2 separate regions of the Homo sapiens genome follow, and region 2 is linked to region 1. Evidence: read pairs that join two places in POLR2A ChIA-PET (ENCODE). Cell type or tissue: CD4-positive, alpha-beta T cell. All regions are shown on one strand. Links, peaks and the distances in the headings refer to the core of each region. The heading gives the core; the rest is flanking DNA. Region 1 overlaps RORA (RAR related orphan receptor A). Region 2 overlaps RORA (RAR related orphan receptor A).

Evidence for each region. ChIA-PET counts read pairs that join two places held together with the same protein. Peaks named below come from ENCODE experiments on the same cell type or tissue, not always from the same donor. Only the 100,000 strongest peaks of a DNase experiment are listed, where the experiment ranks them.
Region 2: POLR2A ChIA-PET joins it to region 1 with 6 read pairs; 2 of 35 experiments call an interaction of 5 or more read pairs at or near these places.

Annotation. Positions count from the first base shown.
Region 1 is chr15:60,702,082-60,706,481 of GRCh38, reverse strand. All of the region lies in intron 1 of RORA (RAR related orphan receptor A), which reads left to right. Among named protein-coding and RNA genes, the nearest start is that of RORA-AS2, 23 kb to the right of the region's middle. In CD4-positive, alpha-beta T cell, for the core only: no CTCF peak of the experiment used is centred there; DNase peaks (open chromatin) are centred at 1,551 and 2,141; H3K27ac peaks cover 1,614 bases.
Region 2 is chr15:60,807,494-60,811,893 of GRCh38, reverse strand. All of the region lies in intron 1 of RORA (RAR related orphan receptor A), which reads left to right. Among named protein-coding and RNA genes, the nearest start is that of RORA-AS4, 46 kb to the right of the region's middle. In CD4-positive, alpha-beta T cell, for the core only: no CTCF peak of the experiment used is centred there; a DNase peak (open chromatin) is centred at 2,323; H3K27ac peaks cover 2,095 bases.

The DNA of each region.
Region 1 (4,400 bases), core at 327-4,326:
CCCCTGCCCCTTTCTTACCATACTACCTTCCTTCATGCCCCACCCCCAAAATACCCCATACAGACCCACTTTGCAGAGAACAATGGACAGACTCCAGGCAACCAAACGTAAAAGGACAATGAGAAACCAAACCACAGCCACATGGCTGATGTGCTGCTTGAGGGTGCTGTGTCAAGCAGCAAATGGGAAACTGAAGCAATCCGTACTACCCATGCTGTCCTTCTGAAGAAGCCACCAGGCTGGAAGTCAGGTAATGTGGGTTCTTTCACTGGCAAACCTACTAAAACTCATGCTACATGAGCCCAGCTGGTGGAAAAGGCAAAGCATTCAGTCAAACGATCCTGTTTTTTTGCTCAAACTCAATTGATTCTTCTTGTCAATGGGTGGATTCGGTGCTTTGAGGTCACGCAGATCTAGCCTAAATAACTATGCGTGTGCCCTTTTTACCGTGCTTTCTATAGCTCCATTTCCTCACCTGAGACATGCTGATGGTGCCAATGAACCTTCATAATACCTGCCACTTCCCTTTCACCTGGGGACCCTAAGAGGATTAATTAGATATTATCTGTAATATACTTTGCACTCCTTGGAGAAAGATTCTATATAAAAGCAAAGTATTATTATTTCTAAGAGAGATGATACTTATTAGCTCCTTGTAGGATCATTAAGCAAATAGATTATACTTCCCTTTAGAGAAATTATCTCCCAGTTTTCCTAATTCTTACAGTCTATAGAACAGAATATATATTTTAAAAAATTTTAATAATAAAAAAATGTCAGTTGGTTGGTTGGTGAAGGGAATGGGATGGATTTCTAATTCTAACCATAACTTCAGAAGCTTGTTTTTAAGGTCTTAGTTACCAAAGAAAATAGACACTACAATCACCTCTCTGCTTTTAGAAAATGGCCTTGTCTCGACCTTTATCATAATTGCATAGTAAAGACAGCTCTACAGTTCTAAGTTTGTTCATTTTACGGCCTTTTGCCCCTACAATTGTTGAATCCTTTGATTAAATCCCATTGTAGTTAAGTAACTGTTCAGAAATCACAGGGTCATCATTATGCACATACTTGTGGTGATAGTCTACAAATTGATAATGTAAGTTATGAGTGGAAAATTTTAAATCCAAACTCCAGTCCACAGAAATTTCAGGGAAAACTCAACCCAATATTCATTTTGTATTTGCCTCATTTTCCACATTGTGTAAAAATTCCTTATTTGGCATTTAATACAAGCCCTGCCTTCAAATGAAACCAGTTCAGCATGCCCTGTGTTTTGGATAACAATAAAAACCACCTAGGTTTTTCATTGTGTAGGTAGGGAACTGCTCACTTTTTCTTTCTTTTTTTTTTTCTGGCACAAAAATGTCATAATGAGAACGATACTCTTACTAGGAGGAAAGCAAAACAAAACACAAAGCAAAATTTTCGAGACGAAAACTCAGAGCAAACGTCTGCAATGCCTCTGTGGGCTCACGAAAAGCATTGCCAACCCTCGGCAGTCACACGTGGAAGCTCATGCCAATCAGATGTTAATCCATTAAACTCATTCACAGCAAAACATAATGTAGGTCAGAGTGGGGAGCAATGTGATGTCGTGTGCAAGCTCATTTACCATCCAGAGCAATATGAGTCAGGGGTGCAAACGTGGAGCACTTCAAGCCAATATTGTACAATACCGAAAGGTAACCATGGTCTGGAACTGAATCAATAACCAACAAGGCTTGCTGTGAGGGTCTCTAATATAGTATTCTGTGAATCAGTGCCCGTCCGACCTAGATTACGCATTTGAAGTACCCTAAACTTTAGTTCTATCTCTACGTTCTTTCTATGGCATTCCTGGTCATCTTTTTCAAGCTTTTATTTTATTTCCTTTTATATTTTATTTCATTTTGGGAGGTTAACACTCCTCTCTGAAAGATTTAAGCAAAACCTAGCCAAATACTGTGAACAGTAGGGGCAAGAAGAAAGAAGACAACAGAAAACCTTGCCCAACAGAGCCCTGGCCATTGTTTTTATTTTTTTTGCATCTCAGCTTCCTCGGCCCCACCCTCTAGGAGTGTGCCTCCAGCACCTTTGGGGAGCCACCCAGGCAGTATGACACCCAAGTTTGTGGGTTGTGTTTGCTCTTAGGATGGGTGTGATGCCGGGAGGGCAGCAACACCCTTCTCTCCTTGCAACCGCATGCCGGTGTGGCCCCTCCTACAACTCACCTCCAAACCAAACCATGAAAAAGCACCAGAGAAGAGCCGAGATGTAAACACCTCGGGAGAAACCTTAACTTTAGACTTCGTCTATTGAAGCTTGGAGTGGCGCATTTTTGTCACGGCTGTGTTGCCTAGAGTCAGAGGTAAAATTCCTTGAGGGTAATGAAGACTTTTAAAGCACGTTGTATTAGAATTGATGTTTTTTGAAAGCAGTTTTAGTAAATGATCAAAATCAAGTTCATTTTATTGTACCCGTCATAAAAGTAAAACAATACTCACTATAACAATTATGGAAAAGACATAAAAGTAGAAAGGAAGAAAATTACTAGATACAATCACAGTTAAATTTTTGGTATGTGTCCTTCTAGACCTTCTTCCTTCCCTTCTTTCCTTTTTTTTTTTCTTTCTTCCTTTCAAGTGCTCAAATATTTCTTAAATCCCAGGTACTGTGTTTTCAGGTGCAAAGATGAGGTATCTGGCAATATATTGCTCTAATCAGAACACAGGATGTGTAAGAATGCACCTTAAATTATGACATAGACTTCTCCATTCATATCATCAGAAAGGATGTGTGATGTGAGCTGGCACCTTCTCAGTCCCTGAAATAACCAGAGAAAATGTTAGGGTGGCATCAACTTAATCGCTATTAAGAAGATTAAGCCTCCTAGCTCTAGTAGTAAAACCGGCTTGTGACTGTCCCCATCTAAGCTGCACACCCTCCCACCTTAGATCCACTGCTGATCAGACAGTGGGATGATCATAATTTGTGTGCATTAAGGCAGAGGGATGAACACGTGTGCCCCTCTGGTGTTCTCTGTGCGTTCTATGTTCATTGAAGAACACAGAGCCAAGTGGGAATGAGGCCAGCAAAGCAACTGGCTTTCAGATGCAATTTTCTGTAACACATCTTAGTGCTATATTTGTCAATGGACTTAGGGCCTCAGAGAACTTTCCAAGGTGAAAACCTAACATTGCTTCCATGGGCGTTGAGGGTAAAGCCCTTAACCCTGCGACTTAATGAGAACAAAATTAAGTGCTTCTTTAAGCAGCTTAGATTTATCTTGTCAATATATGTGATGGGAGGTTTCTTTGTGTGCTTTAGAAAAGAGATTGTGTGTGTGTGTGTGTGTGTGTGTGTGTGTGTGTGTTAATCTGAAGCATCGTCTCCTTGCTCCATTATGTCACCATCCACACTGTTCCTTTATGATAGACAGGGTTCATCTATTCCCTTGCTCTAAACTTAATTACTTTGCAATTAATTCTTTGTTGAAAATAGCAAGGCTCCTAAACTCGGAACATCTCATTGTGAGAAAGGCTGTTTATGGATAGAGGTCAAGGGGACGTATTGGAATATTCCGCAGCACTGCCACAGATATTTTGAATGAAAATGGCAAGAGGGAAAAGGCCCATTCCACACAAGGTGACCATGGAAGGAGAGGGCTTCCTCCCAAACAAACCGAGTTAAAGTCAGCCTTCAAGAATGAAGTTTTAAACATAGCATCATAGAAAAATCTCATGCCAGTAATCTTAAGGAACTACCGTTTTTAGGACCTACCATGTGACAACCACTTGCACATGCATTGTTTCAGTTAATCCTTGTAAAATTTTCCAAGCTAGGTAACATTAATATTAATACTGGCTTATAAGTGATGTGACTTCCTAAGGTTATTCACATACCCTTGAAGGAGTTCATTCCACACTGGTCATTGCTTGATGGTTTGCAGACATAAGATCCTTGAAACTGGCCAGGCGCGGTGGCTCACGCCTGTAATCCCAGCACTTTGGGAGGCCGAGGCGGGCGGATCACTTGAGGTCAGGAGTTCCAGTCCAGCCTGGCCAACACGGCAAAACCCCATCTCTACTGAAAATACAAAAATTAGCCAGGCATGGTGGCTCGTGCCTGTAATCCCAGCTACTCGGGAGGCTGAGGCAGGAGAATCGCATCAACCCAGGAGGCAGAGGTTGAGGTTGCAGAGAGCCTAGATCGCACCACTGCACTCCAGCCTGGGTGACAGAGCGAGACTCTGTCTCAAAAAAAGAAAAGATCATTGAAGCCGAATTACAACCCTATGAGAAGAGTACCATCATTATTTCAGTTTCACAGAAGAGAAAGCCGAGGCTTTGAGAGGGTAAGTGACTTGCCCAATGTTCCACCGCTGGTAAGCACTGATCCCAGCCTCAAACTCCATCATC
Region 2 (4,400 bases), core at 95-4,094, 110 kb before region 1:
AGTTGTTAGCCACCCAAGAGACAGTAAATGAAATTAACACACCTTGGTCCTTGGCTGGCCTTGCACCCACATTGCTTACTGTGGATTAATGATCAAATAGGTATTTGAAAGGTACAGATTATAAATCCATTGGGCAGGACCGGTTCTGCAGAGATGGACTAGTCAGAAATGAGAATTGAGATGTGGGTAATAATAAATGCCATAAAGAAACTGTCAGTTTTCCAGTGGATTAAGATTTCTTTTCAAAGAATGTTTCTGTATTATATCATTGGTCCAAAGTATATTTGACTGTTTTACTATGTTAAACACAGAATGAAGGAGCTTAGACAGAATGGTTAGAGATAGCAGATTAAATACACATGTGTAATTCTATTCTCTCCTCAAAATCCACTAAAATGATTTGTAAAGAGTCTTTTTCAAGAATAACCCACAGACCAAAAAGAATAGTGGAGAATAGATTGGCAACAATATTTTGGGAGCTGGAAAGCAGATGGAATAGAGATAACTGACTTATCAGATACAGGAAAGCTGAATCCCAAGCCAGCAAGGGGGAAAACCCAGATTATCACAGAACCCAGTGCCATGCAGGTTTAAGAACTGATGGCACCAGGTATCTCTGAAAATGAAATCGATGGGCTAAAAATAAGTTGGATGAAAAGTCTGTTGAAATAGCAATTTTATCCTAGATTCACTCTAGGAAATGGTACCATCCCTCTCCTGAGCTAGACAATTATCCTTTGGGTAGTGTGAAACTGAGTGTCTCTGGACTCAGGACAGTGTGCAAACAGTGGGGTTAAGACATAGGTTCATGTATTTAATTGAAGACTCCCTGCTTTCTCTTTCGGACTTGTCTCCCACACAATAGCAGCCAGATGTTTATCTCTAAGCAGCAACTGGAATTTTCTCTGTGGTATCTGACTAGTCTAAGAGGAATAAAAGACCAAAGAAGCTGGCATTGTGGCTCCCCAAGGAAATGGCCTAATCCATTATTCTAACAGTGGATGAACCCCTTTCGTGTACCCAGAAATCACACTCAGCTTTTTAATGCCCCACTCTTAAATTAGAGCAGATAAACAAGAATTACCAGTCATTTAAGGAAAGCATATAATGTGAGATACAGAGAAAGCAGCAAGTTAGAGGAAACAGAAACTACGAAGGGAGGAAAAAAAAAAAACTGGAGGGAAAGGGTGGAATACCCTTGACTTTAAAAAACACAGAAAGATAAGTAGAGATATTGCATTCATGAGCAAAGAACAATGTTCTAAAAAAAGGAATACTCAAAAATAATAATGAGCTGTAATAAATTAAAAATTGAAGAGTAGAAGCAAAAAACGAGAGAAAAATAAGCAGGGGATGGGAAGGGTAAAATAATTCAAAAGGTGATTCAGGAAAATTTCCCAACACTGAAGTTTCTCCTTGAATCTCTCAAATGCCCAGTGTAAGGGGTGAGGTTAGATCTACACTAAGACAGGATCATGAGATTTCAGAACACCAAACACAAGAAGGCCCTTGGTTTCCAAAGAAAAATAGCAGCTTTTGTATAAAAGATCAAGAATTAGACCCATGTTAGATGTCTCAACAGCAACATGGAAACCAGAGGGTGATGAAGCAAGGTTTTCAAAGTCCCAAAGGAAAATTGTTTCCAGTGTAGAATTCTCTATCTAACCAAACTATTAATTAATGTGAGGTTAGAACAAAAACATTTTTAGATATGTGTGGTCTCCAAAATGTTAGCTTACACACACTCTTTCAGGAGACTACTGAAAGATGCACCATCAAACTTGAGGGCATAAACCAAGAAAGACAGGAGGCTCTAAAAAACAAGGAAGCCAACAAAATAGAGAGTGAAGAGAGTCCCCAGGATCATGAGAAAGAGAAATCACAACACAACAGCCTTACAGCAGCCCAGAAACAAAACAATCTAGACTGGAGCAGGTCAGCAGGATCCTGGGGAAATAGCTTCAAGAAGGTGAAACTGATAGAACACCTGATTTGTCTGAATGCATTGAAACTTACATTTGGAGAGTTTGGAGTTGAATAAGAAATAAGTAGAGAGAAAATTAAGCAAGCAAAAAAGTTAATTATTAATGCCAGAAAAAAAAAACATAATATTATACAGAAAAGAGAGAATATTCATTGTATATAACATGCCCCATTGGTGAATAGCATTTACATTGTCATAAAACCAGAAGCACAGAATATTGATCCAACCAAAACTGTGATAAATTGCAATTGGCAGGATGGGGAACAGGAAATGTGCATGTGTGTGGTGGGGGTGGGAGTTCTTGAAAGAAAGCAAAAACCTCATCTTCCGTCGTGGAAGGTCAGTAGATAAAGCCTAAAACAGAAACATCAAAAAGTAGTTACATAAACCTGTTATTTCGAGATATGGAGGTAAATATCAAAAGAATCAGCTAAAGAAGTTGAAAGTGGTTGCCCTTGGCGATAAGAAATATGGGCAGGGACTGTTGGTTTTTCTATAAAGCTTTGTAGAATTATTTGTCTCTTTAACGTGCAGGTACAACTTTAAATAAATGAATTTTGAAAAACACAGAATTGGGATTAACTGTGCACATTGCTGTCAATTGTTGTAGTTCAGGCCACTGGTACCACACAATTTACCAATTCAAGTTTGATATCCACCTGGCCATTTTTAGGATGTGTGGAATATTTATTTATAGAATTTAGAGCTGAAGGACTTTTTACATTTTTTAATTTATTTTTTCAATGGGTTTTGGGGGAACAAGTGGCGTTTGGTTACATGAGTAAGTTCTTTAGTGGTGATTTCTGAGATTTTGGTGCACCCATCACCCGAGCAGTGTACCCTGTACCCAGTGTGTAGTCTTTTATCCGTCGCCACCCCCCAACATTTCCTCTGAGTCTCCAAAGTCCAATGTGTCATTCTTATGCCTTTGTGTCCTCATAGCTTAGCTGCCACATATGAATGAGAACATACGATGTTTGGTTTTCCATTCCTGAGTTACTTCACTTAGAATGATAATCTCCAATTCCTTCCAGGTTGCTGCAAATACCAATTCCTTCCACGTTGCTGCAAACACCATTATTTCATTCCTTTTGTGGCTGAGTAGTATTCCATGGTGTGTGTGTGTATATATACACATAAATTTGTATATATGTTTATAATGTATGTTATAAACATATATATAAATTATGTTTTATATATTATAAACATATATATAACATATATATGTTTATATATTGATGGGCATTTGGGCTGGTTCCATATTTTTGCAATTGTAAAATGTGCCGCTATAAACGTGTGTGTGCAAGTATCTTTTTCATATAATGACTTATTTTCCTCTGCGTAGATACCTAGTGGTAGGATTGCTGGATCAAATGGTAGATCTACCTTTAGTTCTTTAAGAAAACTCCACCCAGTTTTCCATAGTGGTTGTACTAGTTTACATTCCCACCAGCACTGTAAAAGTGTTCCCTTTTCACCACATCAGCACTAACATCTATTTTTTAAATTTTTTTTATTATGTCCATTCTTGCAGGAGTGAAGTGGTATTCCACTGTGGTTTTGATTTGCATTTTCCTGATAATTAGTGATGATGAGCATTTTTCCATATGCTTGTTGGCCATTTGTGTATCTTCTTTTGAGAATTGTCTATTCATGTCCTTAGCCCACTTTTTGATGGGATTGTTTTTTTCTTGCTCATTTGTTTGAGATTCTGGATATTAGTCCTTTGTCAGAAGTATACACTGTGAAGATTTTCTCTCACTCTGTAGATTGTCTGTAAATTCTGCTGATTATTTATTTTGCTGTGCAGAAGCTTTTTAATTTTATTAAGTCCCGTCTATTTATCTTTGTTTTTGTTGCATTTGCTTTTGGGTTCTTGGTCATGAAGTCTTTGCCTAAGCCAATGTCTAGAAGGGTTTTTCTGATGTTATCTTCTAGAATCTTTAGGTTTCAGGTCTTAGATTTAAGTCTTTGATCCATCTTGAGTGGATATTTGTATAAGGTGAAAGATGAGGATCCAGTTTCATTCTCCTACATGTGGCTTGCCAATTATCCCAGCACCATTTGTTGAACAGGGTGTACTTTCTCCACTTTCTGCTTTTGTTTGCTTTGTTGAAGATCAGTTGGCTGTAAGTATTTGGCTTTATTTCTGGGTTCTCTATTCTGTTCCATTGGTCTATGTGCCTATTTTTATACCAAGATCATGCTGTTTTGGTGACTATGGCCGTATAGTATAGTTTGAAGTCAGATAATGTGATGCCTCCAGATTTGTTCTTTTTGCTTAGGCTTGCTTTGGCTATGTGGGCTCTTTTTTGGCTCCATATGAATTTTAAGATTGTTTTTTCTAGTTCTGTGAAGAATGATGGTGATATTTTGATGAGAATTGCATTGAATTTGTAGCTTGCTTTTGGCAGTA